Regions from separate parts of the Mus musculus genome. Here all the other regions are linked to region 1. A link is a loop called in an ENCODE intact Hi-C map of the cell type or tissue named here. Cell type or tissue: left cerebral cortex. All regions are shown on one strand. Region 1 holds the start of Samhd1 (SAM domain and HD domain, 1). Region 2 holds the start of Mroh8 (maestro heat-like repeat family member 8). Region 3 holds the start of Nnat (neuronatin). Region 4 has its middle 5.2 kb from the start of Blcap. Region 5 overlaps Mroh8 (maestro heat-like repeat family member 8). Region 6 holds the start of Rbl1 (RB transcriptional corepressor like 1). Region 7 has its middle 14 kb from the start of Blcap.

What was found. A loop is a pair of places that touch in the nucleus more often than their neighbours do. Peaks named below come from ENCODE experiments on the same cell type or tissue, not always from the same donor. Only the 100,000 strongest peaks of a DNase experiment are listed, where the experiment ranks them.
Region 2: a loop joins it to region 1, with 2.2 times the contacts of the local background. A loop is called at or near these places in 9 of 42 quality-filtered maps.
Region 3: a loop joins it to region 1, with 2.0 times the contacts of the local background. A loop is called at or near these places in 8 of 42 quality-filtered maps.
Region 4: it touches region 1 in a loop (2.9-fold over the local background); 9 of 42 quality-filtered maps call a loop at or near these places.
Region 5: it touches region 1 in a loop (2.8-fold over the local background); 6 of 42 quality-filtered maps call a loop at or near these places.
Region 6: it touches region 1 in a loop (2.0-fold over the local background); 11 of 42 quality-filtered maps call a loop at or near these places.
Region 7: a loop joins it to region 1, with 7 times the contacts of the local background. A loop is called at or near these places in 7 of 42 quality-filtered maps.

What each region holds. Positions count from the first base shown.
Region 1 is chr2:157,133,089-157,137,088 of GRCm38, reverse strand. It overlaps Samhd1 (SAM domain and HD domain, 1), which reads left to right and starts at 1,993. Exons shown (of 16, transcript NM_018851.4): 1 at 1,993-2,210. The coding sequence starts at 2,000. In left cerebral cortex, a CTCF peak has its summit at 1,748; a DNase peak (open chromatin) is centred at 1,872; H3K4me3 peaks cover 1,462 bases; H3K27ac peaks cover 1,088 bases.
Region 2 is chr2:157,277,425-157,281,424 of GRCm38, reverse strand. It overlaps Mroh8 (maestro heat-like repeat family member 8), which reads left to right and starts at 1,876. Exons shown (of 25, transcript NM_001039557.4): 1 at 1,876-2,233. The coding sequence starts at 1,950. Rpn2 (ribophorin II) reads right to left here and starts at 2,327. Exons shown (of 17, transcript NM_019642.4): 1 at 2,090-2,327. The coding sequence starts at 2,102. In left cerebral cortex, a CTCF peak has its summit at 2,270; DNase peaks (open chromatin) are centred at 1,886, 2,150 and 2,410; H3K4me3 peaks cover 1,721 bases; H3K27ac peaks cover 907 bases.
Region 3 is chr2:157,557,482-157,561,481 of GRCm38, reverse strand. It overlaps Blcap (bladder cancer associated protein), which reads left to right. Exons shown (of 2, transcript NM_016916.3): 2 at 3,155-4,000. The coding sequence starts at 3,329. The coding sequence ends at 3,592. Nnat (neuronatin) reads right to left here and starts at 1,404. Exons shown (of 3, transcript NM_010923.3): 1 at 1,222-1,404; 2 at 189-269. The coding sequence starts at 1,293. In left cerebral cortex, CTCF peaks have their summits at 1,840 and 2,732 (motif pointing right); DNase peaks (open chromatin) are centred at 135, 1,470 and 2,715; H3K4me3 peaks cover 1,555 bases.
Region 4 is chr2:157,569,565-157,573,564 of GRCm38, reverse strand. No RefSeq gene overlaps it. Among named protein-coding and RNA genes, the nearest start is that of Blcap, 5.2 kb to the right of the region's middle. In left cerebral cortex, a CTCF peak has its summit at 1,839 (motif pointing right); DNase peaks (open chromatin) are centred at 1,008, 1,845 and 3,337.
Region 5 is chr2:157,257,697-157,261,696 of GRCm38, reverse strand. It overlaps Mroh8 (maestro heat-like repeat family member 8), which reads left to right. Exons shown (of 25, transcript NM_001039557.4): 5 at 3,590-3,669. Among named protein-coding and RNA genes, the nearest start is that of Rpn2, 19 kb to the left of the region's middle. In left cerebral cortex, a CTCF peak has its summit at 1,777 (motif pointing right); a DNase peak (open chromatin) is centred at 1,775.
Region 6 is chr2:157,202,775-157,206,774 of GRCm38, reverse strand. Rbl1 (RB transcriptional corepressor like 1) reads left to right here and starts at 2,241. Exons shown (of 22, transcript NM_011249.2): 1 at 2,241-2,475. The coding sequence starts at 2,320. In left cerebral cortex, CTCF peaks have their summits at 2,237 and 2,440; DNase peaks (open chromatin) are centred at 2,005, 2,211 and 2,769; H3K4me3 peaks cover 1,808 bases; H3K27ac peaks cover 1,338 bases.
Region 7 is chr2:157,577,879-157,581,878 of GRCm38, reverse strand. No RefSeq gene overlaps it. Among named protein-coding and RNA genes, the nearest start is that of Blcap, 14 kb to the right of the region's middle. In left cerebral cortex, no CTCF peak of the experiment used is centred here; a DNase peak (open chromatin) is centred at 2,034.

The DNA of each region.
Region 1 (4,000 bases):
CTAGGGTGATGACCAATCTTGGCTAGACAACTTGACTGCTCCGGGAATTATTAGATTGTTAGATTATTTGAGACCAGAAGACCCGTCCTAAATCTTCTGGTTCTTCTGCTGGCAGCCCAGATGAAAAGATATGAGAGACAGTTAAGAGCTTCTTTGCCTGCTTGCCCTCGCTCTCACTAGCACATTCATCTATGCCAGTCCTGTGGCTTTCCTTTTGGACAAAAGCCAACTCCTTTGGGATTCTAGTGTAGACAGGGGGCCAGCAGCTCTCCAGGACTCCTCCAGGACTCCAGTGCCAGGCTGGGACTATTATGACAGACAACCAGCCTCCTGGACCCAACAGTTACCACATTCTTGGCCTTTTCCAGAGTCTCACAGCCATTGTTGGACTACATGAACTAAATCCTGTATAAATCCCTTTTAAACACACACATAAATATTTACTCTAACATTTCTGTTCCTTTAGAGAGTACTGACTAAGGCAGATTTAGTAAGAGCATGGTCTTTTGCAGGAAGCCCAGTCTCTGTTGTTTCTTAGCTCCCAGCTTTTTTTTTTTTTAAGATTTATTTATTTATTTTATGTATATGACCATACTGTCCTTGACACAACACAAGAGGGCATAGGATCCAATTACAGATGATTGTGAGCCACCATATGGTTGCTGGGAATTGAACTCATGACCTTTGGAAGGACTGTCAGTGCTCTTAACCACTGAGCCATCTCTCCAGCCCTCTCTCCCAGCTTTTATACTTCACTTTCCTACATCTGAAATTCGTTAAATGAATGTTTGTAAAGCCTTTAGAACAGGGCCCTGATCACATCAGCACTGTTTGCTAAGAATATTTTGGTTCATCCGATTTCTAGTTTGTCTGTTGTTTGTTTGTTGCTGGGTAATGAACATCGGGCCTCGAGCTTGTTTTGTTTTTGGTTTTGTTTTTTCGAGACAGGGATTCACTGTGTAGCCCTGGCTGTCCTGGAACTCACTTTGTAGACCAGGCTAGCCTCAAACTCAGAAATCAGCCTGCCTCTGCCTCCCAAATGCTGGGATTAAAGGCGTGCGCCACCACACCCGGCTCTCAAGCTTGTATTTTATGCCTAAGCATCACTTACAGCTGTCGGGCTCACCACTAAACATCTCATTTGTACTGCCTGACGTTAAAATACCTAGATGTGTATGTGTCTTGGTTTCTGAAGAGGTGTCGTAAATTAGTGGTCGTTGTACTAGTAATGGGTGGATAAAGATTTATGGGGAAGTTTGGGGTCTGTCCCAAAATGGCTTAACGCCAAAAAAAAAAAAAAAAAAAAAAAAAAAAAAGAAAGCCTGCTATTTGGACACTGACTAGTAATTAGTAAAAATACTGTCTATTTGGAAATAATAGGGCGGTCTGCTGCCAACTAACTGTGAATGTGGAATCTAACAGGACAGTCCGACAACCAGCTGGCAATCACTTCAGGGTTTTCCAGTTGGGCCAGTCCCTTGTTTTCTGCTCTGGGATAGGAGTGGCAGCTTTGTTGCCTTATAGGGTTTTTTTGTTTTTTGTTTTTAATTTTATTTTAACAAGTTTACAGCTTGGGGTGTTTGAAACCTGGCAAAACGTATTTGTTTCAGGAAGATACCTGCAGTTCACCAGAAGACCTTTTTAATCTGGAGCGTGGTGAACCTTCCTTAGCCCCAGATGCCCTCTTTGGCCTTGTCCTCACTAAAGTCTCCACTCTTAACCACAACTCAGTTTTGCTTTTCTAATAACACCACCCTTTCGGAGAAACACAAGGGCGGAGTTGAGGGCGATCGCGTAGGCATTGCGCTTGCGCAATGGGCCGGGCGCGAGCGCCCCGGGGAGGCCACGCTCCCAGGGCTGATGTCCGGGGCGCCTGCGCAGTAGGCCTGGAGGCTGGCAAAACTGAATGGACTCACTTTTGGGGTGTGGTGTCAGTGCGGCTGCGCGCGAGCCGGTGCCGCGGTACTTAACTTCGCAGCCCCGGGTGTCGGAGGTAGCCATGCAGAGCGCACCCTTGGAGCAGCCAGCTAAGCGACCCCGCTGCGATGGCAGCCCAAGGACGCCACCGAGCACTCCTCCTGCAACAGCTAATCTGTCTGCAGACGACGACTTCCAAAACACCGACCTCCGAACCTGGGAACCGGAGGACGTGTGCTCCTTCTTAGAGAATCGTGGTTTCCGAGAGAAGAAAGTGCTGGACATCTTCAGAGGTAGCGGGCCTGAGGGACGAAGGATGGCCACCGTGGGGCCGAGCAGGGAGAGTCCACATGGGAGGCATCCTAAGGGGGAGGTCTCTGGGGGAAGCGGCTGGCGGGAACCCGCCGCTGGAGAAGGAGGCGCCCTGTCGGGATGCGAACACACGGGCTACCCGAGGTGGGCACAGGTGAAGTGCAAGCCCATCGGTTCACTCTGGGCGGCGAACCTAGTAGAGGCCCAGGGAGGTTTGGTAGAAGGGTCTTTTCGGGAACTTGTCACTTCTGCCAGGAGCGATCCCCGCCCTTCTTAGAAGATTTTACCCCAGACCTCCGGCTGTGGCTTGCGGTCTTTCAGGCTCACCTGGCTTGGGAGACCCTTTTGTGCTAACCGCAGCTCCCGGAACACTTGGCCCCATGAGAGATTTTGAGCGCTTTTAAGTTTAACTCTGAAGCTGGTCCCGGAATTTGGGGTTTTCCTTAAAGGGGAGGGAAGGTGCTTAATCTCTGGATTCTCACTGACTATCATAATAGCCTAGTAGGGTTCAGTATGTGCTCATTGTATTTGCAGAGTGCTACTAAGGGAATTTCTCTTCCAACATAAGAGCAAGTTATTCACTGAAACCCCAACATTCCACAACTTGGCCACTCAAGAATTTTAAGAATTTTAAGGGATGCTTCTGGTTCTTGGTCTTGCTCCCGTCAACACTTTGAATCTGCTCAACTTTTTTTTTTTTTTTTTTTTTTTTTTTTCTTGGTTGGTGGCTGTGAAGCTTAACCCCTTGCATGATCGATCCCCGGAGGTGTTCGCTTGGAAAGTGGCCCCTCCGTGGTTATGATTTTCAAATTCAGTGAACTTTACTTCTTGTGGGGTGGAGCCCCTTGTGCCTAACTGAAGGACTGACTTTAAGAAAGCTTTAAAAGGGGTTGCGGATTTAGCTCAGTGGTAGAGTGCTTAGCAAGCGCAAGGCCCTGGGTGCGGTCCTCAGCTCTGGGGGAAAAAAAAAAAAGAAAGAAAGCTTAAAAATAGGAACTCACGTTTCTCTTTTTCTCTCCCTCTACAGAAGAGTAACTTTGGGGGTGGGGGTGGGGTAAGACAGGGCCTGTCTTATGTAGTCTCTATAGACCAGCCTAGCCTCGAACTCAGAGATCCACCTGCCTCTGACTCCTGAGTACTGGGATTAAAAGTGTAGGCCACCACACCTGGCAAGATTTCATTTTAACTATATATATATAGTTATATATATAGTTATATATATATAGTTATATATATATATATATATATATATATATAGTGCTGGGGTCCTTGAGGCCAGACTGGAGTGACTCCATGATGGAGTTGCTGCCACAGGGGTGCTGAGAACTGAAGCTGAGCCTTCTGCAAGAGCAGTGAGTGCTCTTAACCATGGAACCATCTCTTCTGGCTCTGTTTTTATTTTTAGTTATGTTTTTATGGGGGTGTTGGTAGGGGGTATGTGTATGATGAGTACAGTGTCTGTCACAGTGTCTGTCGAAGCTGTAAGAGGGCAGCCAACCCTCTGGAGCTGGAGCTCAGGAGCTGTGACTGGCCTAACTAAAGTGAGTGTTGAGGGCTGACCTCACTCCTCCCCAAGAACAGTGTGTGCCCTTTGCTGATCAGCCATCTCTCTAGCCCCAGATGATGTTTTGATAACCAAGATGTTAAGTAACTTTCCAAAGTCACATTATTAGACAAAAAAAAAAAAAAAAAAAAAATGCAGAGTTGGATTTTTTAAAGGTTAAGTCTTTGGATTCCCGAATTCATTCCAGTTATTTCTGAAATGGTGTTC
Region 2 (4,000 bases), 140 kb before region 1:
CTCGGAACCGCCATTCTCAAACAGATTACATTCTAGTGGGAAAAAAAAGTTAAGAACCATGATTTATCCCATTGGAAAGCAGAGAGGCACTGGAGAGAAAATAAAGCACAGAACAGGTGTCTTGGTATCTTGGGAGGAATGTGTTCTGTATGCAGTGATCTCTCAAGGCCCAAATGAGAAACTGTAACAAGAAAACTAGATACAAAGACAGGATTGGAGCTCATATGTTAACAGGTAGCAGAAGCCAATCCAAAGGACCTGTAGGCAACTGAAAGAAGGCAACTGAAAGAAGGGACCACAGCACAGCTCTGAGTAGGGAAGCGATCTGACAAGCAATTTAACAGGATTGCTTTGCTGAAGACAATACTGGGTTATACCCGTTACACCCGCCTAAGCAGGGGTGAAGACAGGAGGAGGGGGAGGAGCTATGTAGGAGGATACTGCCATGCTCCAAATACAGAAAGAATGAGAGCCAATAAGGGAACAGAGGTGGAGGTGCTAAGGAAATAGTCAGTCTTGCCACAATTTGAAGTTAAAACCTATCAGAATTGCCAATGGCTAAGAAGATGTAGAGAAAGAGACATCGAGGCATTTGGCAAAATTCCCAATGACCAATGGGCAATCAGGGATTTGATGTAGTGAAGGACTATGATCACCGCTCCTCCAGCTAAACTGTGAATCCCCTTATAGCCTCTGTGCCAGAAGCTGAATCTTTCTACACTTAAGCACAGTAGCAACTTTTCTGGCTCGTACTTGAACACTCAATTGAATGGGTAGGCCCAAATTATACTGAGTTCTTTGTATGCACTGCACCAGTCTTTAAGCCTTCTAATATCCAAGTGAGGTGGGTATTTTCTGCATTTTACAAACCAAGAAATGGTTTGTAAACTATTTCATACCTGTCACTCCAGGACTAGGGAAACAGAGGCAAGATGGTGAGTCTGAGCTGGAGCCCCAGCTTCATAGTAAGACCCTACCTATTCTGTGTGTATTGTGGTACATGCACATAAGTGTATGCCAGTGCACAGGCATGCAGAGGCCAGAGTAAACACAGGATGACTTCCTCTGATGTTCTATGCCTTCTTGCCTTGAGGCAGGGCCTTTTCACTGATCTAGAACCATTTTTGCTAGACTAGATGGTTACCTCTTGGGATCTGCTGGTCTCTGCCCTCCAATGCTGGGGTTACGTGCACAATGCAGCCAGCCATACCCAGTGCTAAGATTTGAACTCAGATCCACAAGTTGCACTGAACCAACTCCCAGCTCCCTAGACCCTATCTAAGTAAAGAAAAGAAAAAAGGTTCTTAAGTAGGTGCCCACTCCCTTGCCCTGAGACAAATAACTGAAACTCAAACTTAAGTTTCAATGCAAGTTCTGACTTTAGCCACTTTACCAACAAATAAAATAGTGACTTGAATACACTAAGATTCCCACCTATCCACTCAGAATCTACCAAGCATTGAGTTTTGCCCGGCACTGTTAAAAGCAAGCACAGAAATATCATTTAACACAACTCTTGCGAAGCAGATACCAGATGAGAAACTAAGCTGTTGAGTCCCTGGCTTCTGTTCTCACAATCAATACGTGGCCGGTTACAAGTCTGCACCCGTAATATCACTTCATACCCTAGGCTTTCAGCTCCCAGACAGACCTGTGAGTCTCCTGTCCCTGTCAGGGAAAAGGAACCTAGAAGTCGAAGAAAGTCTAGTGACATGCTCAAAAGCTTTCATGATGCCAGGGGTGGCTCTCTGTGACAGGCGTAGGCCGCTGGTACTACTCGAATGAATGGAGGAGGCCAGGCTCGGGCTCCGCGCTGCCCGGGCTCGCGCTCGGCCTTGCGGGGACCCGTAGTCCCACGTCGCACGCCCCGCCACCAACCCTTCGGGTCCCCAGCACTTCACCAGCTCGCAGCCTCCGCCACACGCTCGACCCCGAAAGCGCCCGTGCCCATGCCCCTGCCCCGTAGGGGAGGGGAACCGCGCCTAGCCGGCGCCCGTGTGGTCCGCACTAGCCTCCCGCGGGCGACGCCCCGCTCCCCAAAGCGTGTCGGCCGCGGGGCCCCACTATTGAGCCATGCGCAACGCCTCACCCGGCGGCGCCATTCCTCCGAGCAGGTCCCACCGGAGCCCGAGCAGGCAGACTTCCGCTCCGGGAAGTGGCTCCAAGAGCGCGCCGGAGGGGACGCCAGGGACCCGCGGCACACGCCACTTGCCAGAATGGGCTCCCGGCAAAGGTCAGTCGCGGCGGTCCCGCTTGGCAGGGCCGTGCCCGGCAGCCGCAGTGTGGGGCAGTTGAGTCGCGGCGTGCGAACCTCACTCACGGGTCCTGCTTGCCAAGCCGTCCTCTCCCCCGCGCCGGGACCCACTTGGAACCGACCGCCTCTCAACCGCCCTGCTCACGCCGCCACCGGGACCCGATTGGGCCGGGCCTTGGGGCGGGCCTAAGACGGGGCCACCTCTGATTGGCCAGTGACAGTGACTGGCCGGACGCGCTGTCACTCACGGTTCTCTCCCGCAGCCCGGCCAATTTTAAAAGGGTCCGGTTGGGAGGGGAGCGTTATCGTAACATTTGATTTTATCCACTTTGGGAAATTATGGTTAATGCATTACTTAGATTATTAATAATTGGCTGGTGAGTGAGGGTTTATCCAGTTTTCAAACCTGTGAGCTATACAGGTAACGGAGAGGAGCGTTTTAAAATGTTTGATTTTTTTTTTTTGAAAATTTCATACAATATATTTTGATCATATTCATTTCCTTCCCCCAACACCTTCCATATCCTCCCCCAACTCCCTACACACCCAACTCATGCTCTATTTTTCCTCTTTCTAAAGTAAAAAACAAACTAAGCATGGAGTCCTGCCCTGGAGAGTGGTTGATATACCCAGTCACTCCACTGAAGAAAACTGATTTTCCCTCTCCCAGCAGCTATCAGTTATGAATAGTTTTGGCTACAGTTGGGTCTTTTGTGCCCACTCCCCCTTCTCTGTGTTTTGTATGGCTTGAGCTTTTGTGGGTCTTGTGCATACTGACACAATCCCTGAAAAACTGCTTATTGGAAGCCGTTTATCACCCCTGGCTCTTAAACAATCCTTCTCCTCTTCCACATAGACCCACGCCCATGAGCCCTGAGGTAAAGGGGATGCTGTAGACATCCCATTTAGGGCTGAGTGTCCCAAGATCTCTTATTCTCTGTGTGTTGACCAGTTTTGGGTCTCCGTGTTAATTGCTGTCTACTCCAGGAAGGGTTGAGGGATGCGCTGGTCTGCAAATTTAACAGACTCAAAAATGGAAGCCAGAACTAATGTGTAGCTCTGATTACCGAGCTCACAATATAGGCAGAAAGAGTACTGAGCACCCTACATATGTTATCTTATTTACTCTTTATTATTATTCTGTGAAATGTTACTTTTAATACTTTAAAAGGAAGGAAATATTTCAGCCCTTGCGTTCTGATGACAGCCTAGATGTGTGCTAATTAACTATTGTGAACATGTAGAATTTTGCAATACAGCAATGCTGCTTCTCTTCAGTATCACTCCAGATATGTAGCGGGGAGTCGGACCACTCCTCCATACAGCAGTCACTAGCTCTCTGCAGTAATTTCTCTTTGAACTTAGTCCAATTAAGTAAAATTTAAGCTTCAGCTCCTCAGCTATACTATGCTTCTGATCAGCCAATGCTGTGCTCAGGGTAGCTGGTGGATCTTGCACTGAGTAATTTGAAATTACAGGACAGATATTTTCATTATCCCAGAAAGTTATATTGGGTAGTGCTGAACTAGGATATATTTAAAGAACTCTACCAGTTCAGTAATAAGACAAGCCAGTGGTGTGCTAGAGAGGGAGCCAGCTGTTAAGTTTTTTGGAATTTTTGCAAATAGCTATTTAGGACATTAAATTATATAGTCATAAAGTGAAAGAAAATGTGCTGGAAATTAAAGTCTTCATTTCCTGATCTCACGACATGTTAGCATTGTCGCAGCATTTGTCTTGTCATTG
Region 3 (4,000 bases), 420 kb before region 1:
CTGCTACTGCTGCTTGCTGCTGCTGCTTTGCCCGCCCGGCCCCGCCCCCTGCCCCGCCCGCCTGTCCAGCATAGCCTGGAGTGGCGGCCGAGGCACAGCTTGTCCACCAGTCAGGGCAGCTGGAGCTTTTCCAACTGTGCTGAGAGCTGCATGGCTGCAAGCTGATTGGACCCACAACTTAAGTATACCTCACTTCTCGCAATGGGCTGTGTCCCTGGAGGATTTCGAAAAGCGAATCCTACCCAGTAAATGCAGCATTCCAGGAACACCTTGAAGGAAATATGCGATTCCTTTGGCAAAGGATTCCTTTAGCAGGATTCCTGCAAAGGGAGCTCTTGGGGTAGATAGTTTTTTTTTGCACAAAGCGCTTTCTTCCAGTTTGGCTTTAAGAGAAGCACTTTTGCGCGCGATATCGCGCACTCTCTTTTTCCATAAAATGATTTGCCCCTTTCTTTCTTTCTTTCTTTCTTTTTTCTTTTTCTTTCTTTCTTTCTTTTTTTTTTTTTTTTGAAAATGTTCTTTCCCCTTCCGTTTTTGTCCTGCAAGGGGCATTTTTTTCTCTAGTGTGTTTCCAATTCGGTTTTTTTTTTTTTTTTTTTCGTTTCTTTGTTTCTTTTCCAATGCACTTTTATCTAATCCATTTTTCTCCTAGTAAGTGCCTTTGTCTGGCTTATTTTTCCTGCAATGCGCGTTTTCTCTATTTCCTCCCTTTCCCCCTTATTGAGATTCTTTTTGTTATTTTTCCTGAGGAGTGCCATTTTCTAACTTCTTTTTCACCCACCCAAGTGTTATATGTGTGTACATAGTGTATTTAAAAGAAAATTTCCTGCATTGCGCAATTTTTTAAGGTGAAAATTTTCTGTTGTGCGAACTGTAAAGTTTCACAGCACACAAGTGCCCCGCCTCCCTCCTGGGATCGAGCCTGAATATAGCGGGTATTTCTTACCGCGTTGGTCGCGATCGTCCGCAGCGGGCGACCGCCGCACCCCTGAGTCTTTGTTCCCGGCTGGGCGCGGGCGCACTGGGGACAGGGTCTGCGCGAGGATGTGGGCACGGGAACGGGCGGGGACAAATAGTACCACCGCGGCACTTTGGTACACAGGGATTGCGGCAATTGGGATAGGATGGGTTGGGTAGGGGCGGCAATCGCGATATGGATTAAGGGGTCCCGGGGCGCGTTTCGGGTGCCCTCTCCCACCCAAAGCCCGGGTACATACTCACCTGCAGCAGCACGCGGAAGATGTACCAGCCGATGATGAGCAGTTCTGCCGAGGCTGCTGCCACTGCGGCCATGGTTCCGAAAGTGGGTGGGTGGTCGAGAGCAAGGGTTCGCCGAGGTCTACTGGTCTCGGAGTCCGCTGCTGGGCGCAATGCCGCAGCCCCGGTGGCCGTGCCTTAAGTACCCTCTTGCCACCTAAGTGCGCATGCGCGCTTGGGGGATGTTGAGAAGGAGGGGTGATGGGGGGCGCTCCTCATTCGCCAAGAGAGAAAAAAAAATCCCGTCTGTTCTTTCCACACCGACCCCCACCTCCTGAGCCCGCTCTAACACCGTTCCAGAAGATTCTGCTCTGCCCGCTTTTGAAATTCGGTGTAAAATGGAGGGAAGTCGTGGCTCTACAGTGTAGAATGAGGGTAGGGGTGCAAGCCTCTTGGTTCGACACACCCAAGCCTACAAATTCTACATGCCGCGTAACCAGTGCCGCGCCAAAATATACCTTCCATACGGATGGAAAGCCGAAGTTACAGAAGTCTCTCTGAAAGCAAAATGTATACCTTTTTTCTGCATTCCTACTAGTCCGTGAATTTTAAACCCATGCCAGCTGTTTTGTGAGAATCTTTGATCTTTTCTGACTGTTGGTTCCCGCTCTGTCCGGCAGGCGGTAGTGGCTGCGATCCCGAGCTGGACCGGCACTCTTGCTCTTCGTAGCTAAAGCAATTGTATCTACTCTGGGAGGGATGTAGGAAGGATTGGCGTGCTTTGTGTGTGCCAAAGGAGCGAGCTTTATGGAGAAGTAGACCAAATTTTCTGCGGGACAGATACGGACCTCTGTTTTTTGTGCTCCCTTCTCTTAATCCTTAGTAGGTCTGCCTGAGCCAGGGTGGTTCTTTGTATGAGTTCGCTATGCAGCTGGAACACAAAATAGGATTTTGCTACATCCACGTAGGGTTGTGGCTACTGTCTTCTAGTTTCAAAGTAAAGCTTGTGTCCTCTGTTAGCGTTGTCTTATAGATCTTTAGTGAATTGCGATAATGGTAGCAAGACCAAATTGCCATCTGCAAGTAGAAGGTTCCCACGGTCCCAGTGGCTGGAGAAAGTACCTCTCCAGCAAGCCTCCTTGGCACAGAGGCCAAATAGTATTTGCCCCTATTTGGATAGGACATTAATTTTGATTAAATACTTTCATAGACCCATTTCTGTTCAATGTCAGTAAAAGATGGAGGTTTAATGGTCCAACTGAGTTTGGGTATTGTGGTTTTGGTTTTCTTTTTTTAAAAATTTATTTTTCAAAGAAGTTGGCTGGTTTGGGGTAAATGATGCTGAACTATTTGCAAAAGGCAAACAATGGTTCAGGCTGCTTTCTACTGTATCTTCCCATAGCTTGCCAGGATCTGAGGTTCCATTGCCTAGCCTCTCCAGGTCGGCAGTGCACAGATAACTGTTGTAAAATTGGCATACTCCACCACACTCAGTAGCAGCAAGATGTGAGACTAGATACAGAGCCTTTCCTTACCACACGGTGGCACAACACCAAGCCCATGGTGTCCTGTGGCAGCCACAGGGCGGTATTGTGAGGTCTGGGACCTTTGAGGACGGGCTGCAGCCCCAGGAGGCGATACATGATCTCTGCTGGGCAGGGCCCAGGCAAAGCCAGCCCACTGTGGGGACCGTGTCCTCCTGGGATCCCCCAGTAGAAGCCTAGGGAAGACACACCCTAGCAGGCTATCTTTAAGTAATAATTTGGATAGGAGTAGACATTCATGGGTGGGTGGGGAGGAAAGGGCATTCACATTTGCTGTTGTTAACCATGATCCATTTTCCCAAATAAGTATACAATTTGTTCCTGTTTTTTTGTTTGTTTTGTTTGTTGTTTTTTGTTTTTTGTGTGTGTCTGTCTGTCCTTTGTCTGTTTGTTGTGTTGACTTTTCTCTTCAGGATCCCTGCTGCCTTGGTGATCCCGGGCTGACAGCCAGAGAGCACAGCGGCTCAGCTCCTGGAGAGAGAGTCGAAGAAAGCGAAGGGCAGCCACCTGTGCCTGCTGGCTCCCATTAGGTCGGTTCCTGCAGCGGTGCCTGGCAGCCTTGGTGAAGGCCCTGCCCGGCAGAGATCATGTATTGCCTCCAGTGGCTGCTGCCCGTCCTCCTCATCCCCAAGCCCCTCAACCCCGCTCTGTGGTTCAGCCACTCCATGTTCATGGGCTTCTACCTGCTCAGCTTCCTCCTGGAACGGAAACCTTGCACAATATGTGCCTTGGTTTTCCTGGCAGCCCTCTTTCTCATCTGCTATAGCTGCTGGGGAAATTGTTTCCTGTACCACTGCTCCGATTCCCCACTTCCGGAATCAGCCCATGACCCCGGTGTTGTGGGCACCTAACGTCTGCCGAGATAGCTTGCCAAGGAAGCAGAAGACGGGAGGGGAGGCATTGACATAGGTCATAAAGCATTGGAGTTTCAAATCCCGCAGTCCTGCGGGTACCACATTCCTAATGGAGCCTTTTGGCCTGTGATGTTTTATCCTTACAATGTGAATAATGGCACTGATCGGTGCTTCTGTTGTAGAGTCCTGTAGTCGTGGGTGGTCTTATGGTTGTGTGTTCTGTCACCATCTGGGTCCCGGCTGACGGATTGGCCCACCCCCTTGCTCATTGATTTGGGGAATCTATACCCTTGATATGACCTGTGTGGATACAGTGTAGTCTCAATGTCACCTCCATAACCCTTCCTCGTCAAGACCTTCCTCGTTCCCTCCTCGTCCCCTTTCCCCGTTTTCCCCTTGGTTCAC
Region 4 (4,000 bases), 440 kb before region 1:
GACTCAAAAAGACAAATATGGTTTGTACTTATAGGAGATGTGGGGCGTGCCACCAGACCAGACAGAAGAACTGGTAAGGCTGAGTGAGCTCAGAAGCCAAGAATGTCACAGATTTGAGATCAAGAGTTGAACGGCTTTCTCCATGATTCTGCACCTACTCTGGAACAGATAACAAAGGCACCCCGCTAAGATGATCATGTGCAGTCAGTCAAGTAATATAAGACCTGGTGTCCTTCCCCATGCAAATAAAGCATCACTAACACCTCAAACTCAGCCAATAGGAACCACCTACCCCCTAAATCCCACCCCACTCAGGGTTTATATAGCCCCTATCCACATGAAATAAAGCACACACGTTATTTCACCGAGGATCATCTGAGAGTGGCTGTCTTTACTGAACTCTTGGGGAAGAGTTCTCTCTCCCAAAGCACTCACCGGTGGCTGGATCTTGGACCTGCCTGGCTGGGCAGGCTCACACCATCTCTGTCACTGTCACAGTAGCTGACAAGAGACACAGGACCTCAGCTACTTCATTGCTTCTTTTCTAAGAGCTGTAACACTCCAGGCAGTGGTCCAGCAAGAGAGCCCGGATGGCCAGAAGCCAAAGGCTGAACACCCAGAGACTTAGGATAGACCCAAACACAAGGGGGGGGGAGGGGGAGTCAATGAGATGATTAGTAATGATACTCTGCTATACTCATAAATTAGTGCCTGGCCAACTATCATTAGAGAGGGAGGCTTCACCCAGCAACTGATGGGAACAGATGCAGAGACCCACAGCCAAACATTAGGCAGAGCTCAGGAAACCCCATAGAAGAGTGGGAGGAAGAACTGTAGGTACCAGAGGGGCCAAGGACACCACAAGAACATGGCCCACTGAATCAACCAAGCAAGGTTTATGGGGGCTCACAAAGGCTGAAGTGACACTCGTGGAGCCTGTATGAATCGGAGCTCAGTTCTCTGCATATGTGTTGTGGCTGTGTAGCTTGGTGTTCTTGTGGGATTCCTAACAGTCAGACTGGGGGTGTCTCTGATTCATTTGCCTATTCTTGGAGTCATTTTCCTCCTGCTAGGTTGCCTCTTCCACTCTCAATACGAGAGTATGTGTTTCATCTTAATTGTAACTTGTTAGGTCTTGTTTGGTTCATATCTCTTGGAGGCCTGATGTTTTCTGAAAGGAGATGGAGGAAGAGTGGATCTGGTGAAAATGGGAAGTTGTTCGGAGATGCTTGGAGGGGGGGGGTGCTGTGGATGGGATACAATGTATGAGAGAAGAATTTTTTTTTTAAATACTCTGACAAAAAAACAAGAGAAGGAGAAAGGGTTTGTATTTGCTCACAGATGGACACAGGGAAGTCAAGGCAACAGTAACTTGAAGTATCAGGTCAGGGCACACTCACCATCAGGATGCAGAGTGGGTAGTACAAGCTCCTTTTCCTACACAGTCCAGGATCCCAACAGGACTCATTGCCAGCCCCCTCAACACAATCTTTGCCAACCCACACTCCACAACTGATCCTCAGTCCTGAGCTCATTGCTCCTCCATCTCCCGGCTCCTTTCAAAGATTATATATTTGTGTTCTGCGTGAGGCCAGGGGTATGAATTTTCACGTCCTCAGAAGGGTCTGGTATAGAGGAACTAAAGTCTAGGATTTAGGCTTCAGATCCATATGGCCTAGATTAAAATCTAGCCACCACCTGTGTCTAGGCATCCTCAGCCAATGCTCTCCACCGTTTCATCTTGTGTAAAATACATACAAATAAGTCTACATGTTACAAAATCGCACTGAAAGTTAACTTTGGCATTTGAGGTTTTAAAAAATCCGGCAGTTCTGCACCATACCGCTAGGTGTCACCACAGACTTGGCTAAAATACTTCCTTCTTGCTTTCCCAAGTGAGAGAGTCCTAAAAACTGAGTCCTAAAGCAGAGGGCAGCCCTGGGAAGGGCTACTCCATTTGAATATATGTCTCTAAAGGTCACTTGAGGACAAGACCTAATCTGCACACTCAAAAGTTATCTGGTAAATTCATGGGGCCAGGCTTTGGGGGAGTCCCACACCCCACCCCCACTGCACTTTGATTGGTGCTTAAAGTGCTACTTGTAGGAGACCAACGGGTCAGCACTTGCTGACTCTGGTGACTTGAATAATAACCCCTATAGGTTCATAGGGAATGGCACTATTAGGGGGAGTGACCTTACTGGAGGAGGTGTGGCTTTAGGAAGTATGTCACTAGGCAACGAGTGGGCTTTGAGGTCTCTGAAGCTCAAGCCAAGGTTCAGTGGCTCACTGTCTCTCCTGCTGCCTGTGGATCAGGATGAAGAACTTTCAGCCCCTTCTCCAGCACCTTTGTCTGCCTGCACACCACCATGCTTCCTGCCATGACAATAATGGACTAAACTTCTGAAACTGTAAGTCACCCCCAGTTAAATGTTTTCCTTTGTAACAGTTGCTATAGTCACAGTGTCCCTTCACAGCAACTGAAGGCTGATGGGGAGGACTTTGACAGGTCACTACAGAGGAGGGGACACCACCTCCAGAGGAGAGTAACAGGGTCTTCTGGCTGCAGTATGAAGGACACCTGTGATCTCTGTTGCTGTGATTAAAAAAAAAAAAAAAACAAACAAACAAACAGTAACAAAAACCTGACAGAGAGCAGCTTAGAGAGAGCCAGGTTACAGAGTGTCATAACTGGGGATGGGGTGGGAGAGAAGGTCAAGGTGCCAGGAGCTGGAAGCAGCTGGCCACACCAAGTCCACAGTCATAGGCAGGGAGAAATGAATGCATACAGGCTTGGGTGCTCACTGACCTTTCTCTGCCTATACAGTCCAGGTTCCAAAGCCAGGGAATGGTGCCACCAACTTCCAGACCAGGTCTTCCCATATTAATTAAAGCAATCAAGAGCATCTTCCACAGACATGCCTATGGGCCAACCTGCTTTAAGTAAGTCCCTCACTGAGACTTTTTCCAGGTGATTCTTGGCTACGTTGGCAAAACTAGCCATCACAAGGACTGTTTGGGGTTTCACAGGAGTCAAAACAGAGAGGCCAGTACAGGCCTGAGGGAGGGAGGGAGGGAGGGAGGGAGGGAGGGAGGGAGGGAGGGAGGGAGGGTGGGTGGTGATCAGGACCAAACTTTGGCAGTGAAGACAAAAAGGTCTAAAGGAGACAGGGATCCCCAAGGAAAAGACTAGTTTCAGAGGGGGTGCCGAGTTGAGGAAAGCAGGTGTCCTGGTTGGCTGCCAGGTGGACGGGGAGAATTTCGGAGGCCTTGGCAGGAAGTCAAGGTTGGCTTAGCCCAATTTTAGGGCAGAAAGGGTTTCTGGGTCATTCCAAATCCCAGGATCCAAATGGAGCAAGCCTGAGGGTGGAAGCAACCAGAGAAACCAAGCGGAGGTGAGAAGCCATGCCTGCCTCCAGCTCTGCAGTTCCCATAAGAAAGTTGGCCACTGGGGCTTTGGCAATGCCCACACCGCCACAGAAGTACTAGGAACACTTTCTGACCCTTGTTTTGGGATCTGTATAAGTACAGAGCTTTTCTATACCCACCCTTGTTTTGAATACTGACATGTATACCTTATATTTACTAATAAGCTTCAGACACTATAGCCGGGCAGGTTCTGAGCTATTCCAACCCGACAAAGCTGGCCTTAGACTACTTCTCAGACTGCTTTCCAGCCACATGGCCTGATACCTGCCCTTGCCTTGACAACACCTCCTTCTTCTTCGGCTTCCCAGTGACGGCCACTCCCTGGTTCCCCACCTGAGACTGGCTCCCTCTCTCTGAGCACAGAGGTACCACCTTTTCCTTTCCTGCCCAGCTGTAAGCTGCTCAGCCCTTTATTTTAAACAATCAGAAGATTCTGGGATACAATGTTTTACAACATACTGAGTCTCAATTCCTATTTCATAATAATGACAACACCAAAGTCCAGATTGCAACCAGATCTCTGGATTCAGAAATCAGTGTCTGAATACACAATGACCGAAAACATTCCCCA
Region 5 (4,000 bases), 120 kb before region 1:
GTTTTGTTGTTTGTTTGTTTGTTTGTTTGTTTAGCTAGTTGGTTGATTGGTTGGATTGGGTTGGTTGGTTAGTTGGTTGGTTTTTCTCTCACTGTGTAGACCAGGCTGGCCTGGAACTCAGAGAAATCCTGATTCTTCTGCCCCCCACCACACCTGGCAAGTTCAAGGTAACCGTTTATCCCAGTTACTTCTTTATTCACATCTGCTCCTCCCTTTCTCACAGCAGATCCATTTCTCACCCTTCCTTCAAATTTCCTTTCCTCAGAGAGACTATCTTCCTGTTTCCTTCATGGTACTTCCCTGTGCCTGAAGGGGTCTTTACATAGTTGGTTTTCACTACAGCTCCACATGCCTGTGATCCCATCATGTAGAACCTCCCTTATTTTAAAAATAGTTTTTTTCTTGGGAGGCAGAGGCAGGCGGATTTCTGAGTTTGAGGCCAGCCTGATCTACAAAGTGAGTTCCAGGACAGCCAGGGCTACACAGAGAAACCCTGTCTCGAAAAACCAAAAAAAAAAAAGTTTTTTTGAGAACTTTGTATAGTGTATTTTTGTCATCCCTTCTCCCCAGGCCTCTCGTTTTTATTAAGATTGTTTAAGATTCTTTCTGGAGGTGAGCAACAAAATTAACTCTGGCTCACTGAAGTGTAAAAACAACAACAAAAACAGAGCTGAGGGTCTGGAGCGGTGGCTCGGTGGTTAAGAGCACTGGCTGTCCTTCCAAAGGACCAGGGTTCAGATCCCTGCACCCACATCAAGCAGCTCCCAACCATTGTAACTCCAGTCTCAGGGGATCTGATGGTCTCTTCTGACCTCTTCTGGCACTGTGTGTGTGTGTGTGTTATACATATACACTGATGTGTTTATAAAAAGATAAAGGGGGGGTATGTTCTGGTGGAGGTGTGTGGTGAGGTGAGGGGGAAGGGGGTACCTTGGTAGGCTCATGCTGAGGCATTGGGTCGGGAGGATAGAGGCAGGCCATGAGAAGTGTTTGTTGGGGGGAGGGAATGGGGAGAGAGAGAACTGGAGCAGGAAGGTAGGAGCAAGGGAAAGATCGTTCTTGGAACTGAAAAGATGGCTCAGCAGTTAAGAGCACTTCCTGTCTTCCAGAGGACAGAGTTCAGTTCCCAGCACTCACATCCGTGGCTTAGAATTCACCTAGCACTAACTCTGGGGGAGCCGATGCTTTTGTCTAACCTGCACACACAACATGTGTCGACACACACAAACGAAATGATAATAAAGTTTCTTAAAAAGGGAAAGGATCATTCTGACAGAAAGGGTCCAAAGAGGCTGCAATCAGAAGACATTAGACCTGAGGGTTCAGTAAAAGGGGCTGCATTCATCTGCGTGTGAGCTGTGTGGCTACAGAAAGCTCAACCATCAAGGCTGCTGAGTTGATGAGAGTGGGGAGTGAACACAAGTGGGAAAGTCCTCGGTCATCTTTTCCTGAGCCTGGGAAAGACTGATTGAAGGCCAGGAAGTTCTTTGGAAGGGGATAATGCTAGGTTGCACCTGTGGATTTAGTTGTGACCCCCTAAGCTATCTAGATAAGGTACATACAGCCCTGGAGAGCTGTCAAGACTGAAGACACTGCCTTAACGCTGTGCCCCTGCAGGCTGTAAAGCCATGAAGATAGAGTTCCTTTAGAAAACAGGAGGCACAGCAAGTCACCAATCAGATTCGAGTTTGCATCAGATGAGGAAAGCTCAGAGATGTGGGCTTTATCTTCCAAGCACATTCTGCCTATGAGTTTCACGAGGCCACTGCGAGAGAACTCCACTAGAGGCCGCTGCACCAGGAAAAGGAGAGAGGTTCTCCCCACCAAGGGAGAGCAGAGGCTGTGGCAGCCATATGCACCAAGAGGGCTTTCTCTCCATGTAGCTGTGCTGCTTTGAATACATGTCCATTCTTCCCCATCTCCCCCCTTCCCCAAATTGCCTCTCTTTTATTTTGTCCTCAGGACCAGTGCTCCTAAATGCTAAATTCTCCCTGAAGATCAGCTAGAGATGGCCATGACCATTCATGCTAGTAATGCCCAGGTAGAAGCGGGAAGACCATGAGTTGAAGGTTAGCCTTGACCACATAGTGAGTTTGAGACCAGCCTGGATTTCATGGGGTCCTGCAACAAAATGCCTAAGTTGGTGACCATCCAGAAAGAATGTCGAAGAGGTCCCAATTCTAAATTTCTGAGGGAATTAGTTGGCCTGGGTGTCTCTCCTGAATAGTTGACCAGTGGGACACAGTGATACAGCAGAGATGTGACTGTGAAGTGTTCGTTTCTATGGGCCAGGGCAGTTCCTAGGAAATGGTGGATAACCAATGAGGTTTCACCACATTGACAGTCACTCACATGAGCATGATCCAGAACCAATCTAGACCCAGTGCTCATCAGCAAAGCTACACATGACTCTTTCTCAGCTGACATCATTTTGCCAATTGGCCTGAGTCCAAGGAAGCAGCAAGAAGCCGCAACACAGCACCAGAAGTTTTTTGGTGCCTTTCTTTCTATGGATTCCCAACATATACAACTCAACCACGCGATGTGAGACCAATACATGCGTGTCGCTAGTGAAGAATCCTTTGTCACATGTCCTTTCACATGCTTGCTTTAGCAAAACAACCTTTCACCGGTGTCTGCTTTAGCAAAATGTTCCTTCGTGAATGTAGCCTTTTACCTGTGTCCGCTTCAGGAAAACACACCTTTCCGTGTTTGCCCCAGCAAAACACCATCCAACTCAACTGACTTTCCAAAGAACCCTTAAGTTTCCACTTCAATGTCAAGTTGACAGGTAGACCATCACAGTCATGACCCTGGAGACACTGCTTCAGTAGAGAGAAGAGCCAGAATACCTAAACTGGAAATAAGCCCTGATAATGAACAGCTGACACAATTATTAAGGGCTACCAGGAGTTATAAATTAGCTCACTTAATGCAACAACCAATTAGTACTCTTGTACCATTTTACAGGGGAAAAAACAGAGGCACAGTGTACTGGCTGGTTTTGTGTGTCAACTTGACACAGGCTGTTATCACAGAGAAAGGAGCTTCAGTTGAGGAAATGTCTCCATGAGATCCAGCATTTTCTCAATTAGTGATCAAGGTGGGAAGGGCCCATTGTGGGTGGTGCCATTCCTGGTCTGGTAGTCTTGGGTTCTATAAGAGAGCAGGCTGAGCAATCAGGCAGAAGCAGGCCAGTAAGTACCATCCCTTCGTGACCTCTGCATCAGCTCCTGCTTCCTGACCTACTTGAGTTCCAGTCCTGACTTCCTTTAATGGTGAACAGCAGTTTGGAGGTATAAGCTGAATAAACCCTTTCCTTCCCAACTTGCTTCTTGGTCATGATGTTTGTGCAGGAATAGAAACCTTGACTAAGACACACAGGGAGACTCACTAGGTTGAGCCAGCACAAACAGCTAGTAAGAGGACAAGGGACAGCTTGGCACACAGTTCTGTCATTCTATGGAGCTGAGAGTAGGGCTCCTGGCCAGTCTCCTGGTTACTTCTATAGGCCATTCACATTTCCTATGACTGCCCCTGTGAGCTGGAACATTTTCAGATAGCTGAACTTCTTTTCCTCTCGCTGCAGGTGTTGGTACAGGAGGAGCCTCTGCACTCTCTAACCAGCATGGTGCGCCAGGAGATCTTTGTCACCATCACTGACCTCAGGTGACACCCCCAAGCACCTCCCACACGCACCCTGGTTTCCCATTCAAGGTCATAGACTGCTAGAGCTGATTAAAATGGCTGAGAAGAAGGCTCGGTGTGTAAGGGCACATGCTACTAAAGATGGTGACCTGAGTCTGATGCTTGGGACCCACATAGAAGAAGGAGAGAGTCAGCTCCCACAAGTTACCTCTGCCCTTCACACATGCACTGTGACAAGTCTGCTCCAACACTGTCACTGACTTCTCCAACACTAAATGAATAAGTGCAAATCTTAAAATCCCCTACATATTAACTTTTGAAAACTATGTGGGGGGTGGCATCCTTTTGTGAG
Region 6 (4,000 bases), 70 kb before region 1:
TATTAAATTTTCTTACAGAAAAAGTAATGATGGGATAATCTTGAGATAATGTACAGTAGACTATTCCAGTATTATGTTTAGAAGAACAGAATGGGGAAACCCAACCTTATTTCCCATTCACATGTTTTTGTTTTTAAAAGCTTATCTGGTTATGTATTTTAGCTTATGTATATCAGTGTTTTGCAGCATGTATGTGTGTACTCTATGTTTGTGGCTGGTAACTGCTGAGACTTGAAGAAGGTATCTGATCTTCTGGAACTGATGTTATGAATGGCTGCCAGCTGCCCTGTCAGTGGTGGGAACTGAACCCACATCACCTTGAAGAGCAGCAAGCGCTTGTTTATTATCTGCTAAGCCATCTCTTCAGCTCCCATCATTTCCAATGTCACTGGAACCTCTCACCACTCCTAACTCAGTCGCTCAGAAATACCTAGTACATTTGGTCCTGTCTGCTTTCTCTTCACCTTCCAGGCCTCTCCATTCTGTTTCATGAGTGAGCAGGTCTGGCTTATCATTGAGCTAAGGCTGTAAGAAAAAGATTCTTCAGACACACTTGGATTTCTACCACAGTAGGCTCTGTAAATAAAGACAAAAAATAAATAAATAGATTTCTACAAAAGATCCTCCAAACTCCGTAGGGAGATTTTTCAGCTAGTGCACGCAGGGAGCTCCAAGGATGCAGCTTTTGCAATTGTCACCCCGGACAGAATGCGCTTTTTGATGATGCAATGCCTTTGAGTCACCCCTGCTACTCCTCTATGTAACCCCAGTAAACTAATTCACCGTCTCACTAAAGCTAGATGAGGCTGGAGCTATTTCTTTGGTCTGTTGTCATTTGCCTATTAGGGATTTAGAGAGCTTTCCATCTCCCTATATCAGGACTCTTCCTTGAGCAGTACACCTTTGTATTTTAATTCAACGATTCCTTCCGATACGTCATGTAAGACAACACTCTACTACCTCCAAACTTGGTAGTCTCCACGAGGCCATACCCGCAGCAGTGGATTTTGTCCAAAACAAATTAATCATCATTAACATGTTAAAATCTCTGCTTTGAGTATACCATGAGGCTTTAGTGGGGCATAGGAACTCCTTCATAACTTGCCTTGACGTCCCTGTTTTCTTCTCTAGTGACTCCTTCATCCAAACAAGGACTACTCTGTAATTTTCAAACACACTGCCCCAAGTCCTTAGTGTAGAAGAGAAATAATCCAAATCAGGGAATACAGTGAAGGCAAACGATTCTATCCTACCATCCAACTCTCTTGGAAGAGCTGATCAATAAGTATGACAATTTCAGATAAGGTACAATGGAGACGATGAAATAGAAGTTAGGTGTCAGCTTATAGATGTACTGCTCAGTAATGGCCTGAGAAGGTTAAAATTAGACTTAAATGATGAAGAGCAAGGTATGCAAAGATATGCACAATAGCATTTTCACACACGGAGAAAAGCCTCCTGCGACTGAGAACTAGCTTGATATTCCCAAGGTTACGAGTTACCTGGTGCATCTGAATGCTATTATTTTTCTGTATTTTAAAGACAAAAAATGATCTCGTGCAGGATTCTGAGTGAAAACGATCAGGTTCTAGTTTAGGTTTTAAAAACACCTTTCAGGTAAGCGCGAGGACCATCTCTATTCCTGAAACGACTATTTACTGGGACAGTTTCCAGAATCCTGGGAGTGAGGCTGAGACCCGTCACCCCAAACCCTTGTCCCTGCATCCCTTTCTGGCGAGATTTGGGAGTCTCTGACGTGGCGCTTCTACGTGAAGAAGCCACTTTCGGCAGCTCCCGCCTCCACCTCCATCGAGGGTCAAAGCTCAGTGAGAGCGGGCTGGAGGCGCGCCGGGGAGCTGACAAACCTAGGGTCCACAGGACAGTGTCATGGAGAAGGCTTCCCACTAGCGTGAACGGACTCGCAGTCCCAAGTCACCCACACCAGGGAACCCGCGGTGGAGAGCGCGGGGCGCGAGCTACAGTCCCGGCAGCCTCAGCACCGGCTCGGATCCTTCCGCCCCGCTCTCTCACGTCCGTCCCCGCGGCCCGGAGCCCCGCAGCTGCCCACCCAGGGCCCGAGCTAGATCTCCGTTAGAGTCCGAGGTCCATCTTCTTATCCCATTCCGGGAGACGGGCTGCTGCGGGCTCCAGAGGAGAAAGGGACTTTTTGAGAAGAAAAGCGGAGGCAGACGATGAAGGGAAGGCGAGCTCAAGAAGGCGATTTTCGCGCGCTTTGTCGCGGGGGGTTGTGGGTAGCTCGCCGGGAGGGAAAAGAAAACCCCGAAGCCGGTCGCGCCGCCCGTCGGGCCGGAGGGGGATATGTTCGAGGACGAGCCCCACGCCGAGGGGGCGGCGGCGGTCGCCGCGGCCAGGGAGGCGCTGCAGGCCCTGTGCCAGGAACTGAACCTGGACGAGGGAAGCGCGGCCGAAGCCCTGGATGACTTCACGGCCATCCGCGGCAACTACAGCCTAGAGGTGAGCGGCGGCAGGTGGGCGGCGGCCCCGACCCTCGCCAGGCCCCACCCCCGGCCCGCCCCCGCCCCAAGCCTATCGGGCGGTGGGAGTTCCCCACCTACGAGGGTCTCCGAGGAGTGCGGGGAGGGAAGGGTGGGTGTAGCTCGGCCAACCCACCCATTTGGATTGAGGCGGGAAACCGAAGATCGGAAAGTGAGCCGCCGGTTCTGCGGGGGTTCCCTAGGCTCCCAACTTTCAAACTTGATTTCTGCGCGCCGCCCAGTGCCCCAAACGGCGCGGTGCTGCCGTTAAATCGATCAGACCTGATCCCGCGGTAAAATGAATTACTCATCGCTGCTCAGCCCTTTGATTATGTCTTCCCCAACTCGTTTGAAACACCACTGGATCCCCATTCCACAGAGGGAGAAAGTGGGGTCGGTAAGAAGTTAATTTAGCGCCCAAGGTGACGCAGTTTGCCATGCAACCTGGTACAGCAGTTTGAGCCCTTTAACTCCTCCATTCTTCCACCTAATCGAGTGTAGCAGTTAGTTCGTTTATACCATGCACTGTAGTTAGATAGATCAAAGTCAGCACACACAAAGCTCTTCTCAGCCCCACGTTCCTCTCTGCCAGGCCGTTGCTCTAACGATTGATGTGGTATCTGGCTCTGAATAAAATAAATGGTGCTTGTTATCATTATTAGGTATTCCCAGTAACACACACACATATGTTAATGATATATATGTGTGTGTGTGTGTGTGTATACATATATATATATATACCCAGGGGGTATCGAGACAGACTATTTCAGCATCTAACTGAGATGTACAAAAGCTTTCATTATACACATGGGCAGGATTCACATATAGGATTCCTCTGACTCAGACTGCCAGCGAAATAATTGCTGGTCAGGGAGTAGGAAATAGGGAGCAACTGTTGTACACATGTCTATACTCCTATGAGAGAAAAGTACCTGAGACTACACACACACACACACACACACACACACACACACATATATAAAATTTGTCTTTACAGCAGGACAGTGACTACTATACCTGTTTTCTTGGTGGTGTTACAGCTCAACATCCTTTTTTTTTTTTTTAGAGAATTAGAGTCACTCTAATATAGAAACCCAGATTGGTCATAAGCTTAGTGTAGAAGTAGACTTGTATTGGCATGTGTGTGGAATTCATGTCCATGCATTCAGCAGATCAAGAGTCTTTGGGGAAAATTACATTTGTCCTGAGCATGAACAGACTTGTCATTCCACAAACAATGTAATGTTATTTATATAGCATTTACATCAAGTAATCTAGAGATGATCATAGGTTATGTGCAAATGCATTGCCATTTTAAATCAGGGACTTAAACATCCTTGGATTTTGCTATCTTCTGGAGTACAGGAGCCATCCCCCAGGGGGTATGGAGACAGACTATTTCAGCATCTAACTGAGATGTACAAAAGCTTTCATTATACACATGGGCAGGATTCACATATAGGATTCCTCTGACTCAGACTGCCAGCGAAATAATTGCTGGTCAG
Region 7 (4,000 bases), 440 kb before region 1:
TCGAAAAACATGGGTACAAGGGGCAATGGGCACCAAGCCCTATATATGGACGACCTGAAGAAAGGTGGACTTGGGAGTGGGATGGGTAACTCGCTCATTTATTGTCATCCCTGGATTCCCATATTCCCTGCTGGAAAGAAATCTCCTCACCAAAATAAGAGCCCAAATTCATTTTGGCCCAGACAGACTGGAAATGCTAAGTGAGAATGGCCCCATCTATGTTCTGACCTTAGACAAAGAATATAAATTGTTCCCTCAACTAGCCCCACCTATGAGCCTTTACTCCAGAAATTTCTGGCAGAAGTCCCTGAGGTCTGGGCAGAAAGGAATCCAGTAGGATTTGCCCATCATTGGGCCTCAGTTTTAGTCCAATTAAAAGCTGGAGCTACCCTAGCCCAATCAGCCAATATCTAATGCCTAGAGAGGCCAGAACTTGGATCATCCTGCACAACGGGCTCTGGGAGACCAGGGTTCTGATTCCTTGCCATTCAGCACGGAACACTCCTCTTCTTCTGGTCAATAAGCCCCATTCCAATAACTATTGACCTGTGGAGGATTTGAGGGAGGTAAATAAGTGGGTGGAAGACATCCACCCCACAGTTCCAAACCCATACACCCTGCTGAGCAGCCTCCCTCCTAAGCACACTACGTACACTAGGCTAGACCTGAAGGATGCCTTCTTCAGCCTGACCCCGGCACCCAAAAGCCAGCCTGTTTGCCTTCAAATGGCAAAGTCTAGAGAGAGGCTCAACAAACAACTCCCTTGGACATGTCTGCCTCAAGGATTCAAGAATTCACCTACCATCTTTGGTAAGGCTCTTCATGAGGACTTGGGTGAGTGCCAGTGGGCCCACCCCTAACAACCTTATTCCAGTATGTGGATGACCTCCTAATTTTGGCCTCTGACTTGTAGACATGCCAGGAGGCCACAAGAGACCTGCTACAGGAGCTGAGTCAACTGGGCTACTGAGTGTCTGCTAAGAAGGCCCAACTTTGTCAATTTGAGGTCACCTACCTGGGGTTCATACTCAAGGGGGTCCAGTGTATGCTGTCAGATCAGATGCCTGGAAGCAAACTATTCTTAGCATTCTAGTTTTATCAACCCGAAAGGGAAGGCACGTATGGGAATTTTTGGGATCTACCAGGTTTTGTAGACTCTGGGTTACCAGGGTTCACTGAGAGGCCACCAGGGGCCAAGAAGATAAGATAGAAAGGACCCCTGAGATGGACACAGCTTTTAAGAGCTTAAGAAAAACCTTATTGGAGGCATCCGTTTTGGCCCTCCCAGACATTCACAAACCATTCCACCTGAATGTGGGTGAGAGAAAGGGGATAGCCAAGGGAGTGCTCACCCAGACTTTGAGCCCATGGAAATGACCTGTGGACTGCTTATCCAAAAACCTGGACCCAATGGTCCAGGGATGGTCAGCCTGTCTCTGAATTATAGCTGCCACCACCCTGCTGGTCAAAGATGCTGACAAAATAACCATGAGGTAGAAGCTTGTTATCCCCACCTCCAGCCCCATGCTATTGAGGGGACCCTCAAGAATCCACCTAGCTGGGCTGGTGAGATGGCTCAGTGGGTAAGAGCACCCGACTGCTCTTCCAAAGATCAGGAGTTCAAATACCAGCAACCACATGGTGGCTCACAACCATCCGTAACGAGACCTGACTCCCTCTTCTGGAGTGTCTGAGGACAGCTACAGTGTACTTACATATAATAAATAAATAAATAAATAAATAAATCAATCAATCTTAAAAAAAAAAAAAAGAATCCACCTAGCCAATGGCTTTCCAATGCCAGACTGGTATACTTCCAGGCTTTTCTTTTGAATCCCCCTTGCATAAGATATAAGCCATCAACTGCCTTCACCTGAATCACCCTGCTACCTGACCTGTCCTCAAGATGTACAGTATGACTGCTCTATCATTTTGGGGTATGTCTAGGACATCAGGCTAGGCTTGACTGGCATACCCTGGCCAGAAGCAGAATACATTTACTTCACAGATGGTTGTAGCTTCATCCAGAACAGAACCAGGTTTGTGGGGGAGGCAGTAGTGGACTTGGACTCTGTCATTTGGGTAACTAACTGCTTTGCTGCCAGAAACTTCAGCCCAGAAAGCTGAACTGATGGCTCTAAGCCAGGCTTTAAAACTGGTCAAAGGGGCCATAGCTGACATCTACACTGATGGCAGATATGCCTTTGCTATGGCTCACATACATGGGTCACATACCTAGGGAGGGGACTGTCGAGTGCTGAAGGAAAAAGCCATCAAAAATAATAAAGAAACACTTGCTCCACTATAAGTGTTATGGCTTCCTCTCAAAGCCAATAATTCATTGCCCTGGGCATCAGAAAGGGACAGCAGAAATAGCCTGAAGAAACAGGCTAGCTAATAAAGCCACAAGAGAGGCCACCCAGGTTTTTACTGCCTACATCCTGGTAGCCTTGTCACTCCCTGCACTCCCAGCCATCCCCAAATATACTGCTGAAGACAAGATCAGGCCAAGTGTAAGGGAAGTTGCAGAAGAGAAGATGGATGGTGGCTAACCTTCGAAGTCTGTCCCATCCTACCTCAGGAGCTCACCAAGCCACTCATCCATCAAACGCATCAAGCTTCACATATGGGGGTCACCAAAAACTAAAGGAATTGCTATGAGAGACAAATAACAAAATATATAACTTGGGACCCTTCATCAGTCAGGTAATCTCAAACTATCCCACTTGTCAGGCTGTGAACCCCTCAAGCCTTAATCAAGGGACCCAAGAAACCAGGATTAGAGGCCAACAGCCAGGGGTCAATTGAGAAAGAGATGCTACAGAGATAAGGCCAGAAGCATGTGGAGATCTACTAGATTTTATAGATAACTTTTCAGGATGGGTAAAAGCTTACCCTACAAAGGAGACTGCCAACATAGTGGCAAAGAGAATTCTTGAAGAAGTCATACCCAGGTATAGTCTGCCTACCCAACTTGCTTCTGACAGTAGACCAGCATTCATCTCCCAGGTAACTCAATCTTTAGCACAGATCTTAGGTGCTGTTGTGTGTAGTTTTTGCTACCCTGCTTTAAGCTCCTGGTAGACCATGCTACCGGCCCCCACCCAGAGAATGTTAGATTTGCAGATGAAAAACATAGACACAGACAAAGACACACACAGAACACACACACACACACACACACACACACACACACACACACACACACACACAGAGCTCAATTTCAACCTGCCTTATTGGCTCAATTGTTAGGATCTTCTAAGCCTTCCTCAGCTATCTCATGCCCTTCTTTTCACTCCGGGCTCAGCACCCTAAATCTCCCTTCATCTTCAGTTTCCCAGTTACCTTCTCCTTGTTCAGCCCTCTAAATCTGCCTTAAGTTTAATTATGTTTCTAATATCCCACCTGCTCCCCCAGACCCAGTCGGAGAAGGGACCCATGGCCATTCCACCAGAGACCTCACATGGCTGATGGCTCCTTTTCCCTCTGAAGCATGGCAAAGTTTTCCTCCCCTGCATCTCTTAGACAACCTGCAGGGATCTGGAAGTCCCACCTCTTTTCTTCCACCTAGCAATTGGCCCCTAGCATCTTTATTGCTTGATCAAGAACCAATTGGGGATCAGGACCTTAGCATCAGAACCACCACCTATAGGGTACCAATTGGAAATTACATTATGCATTCAGACCCCAGAGTTGAGGGCACATAGAGAGGATGAATCAAACCCTGAAGGAGGCCTTGACCAAACTAACCCTTGAAACTGGCGGTAACTGGATGTCTCTCCTACCTTATGCCTTACATGGGGCTTGGAACACCTTCTCCACTTTGGTCTTACTTCCTTTGAGATCCTGTATGGGAGCCACCCTCTCATGCTGCCTAACCTTCAGTCTGATATTCTAGCTGAATTTGATCAACACAGATCTTGTGGATCCTTAGAAGCCCTCCATAGGATCCAGAAGCAACTGTGGCCTGCCTGCCATTCACCAGGCTTATGAGTCTGCT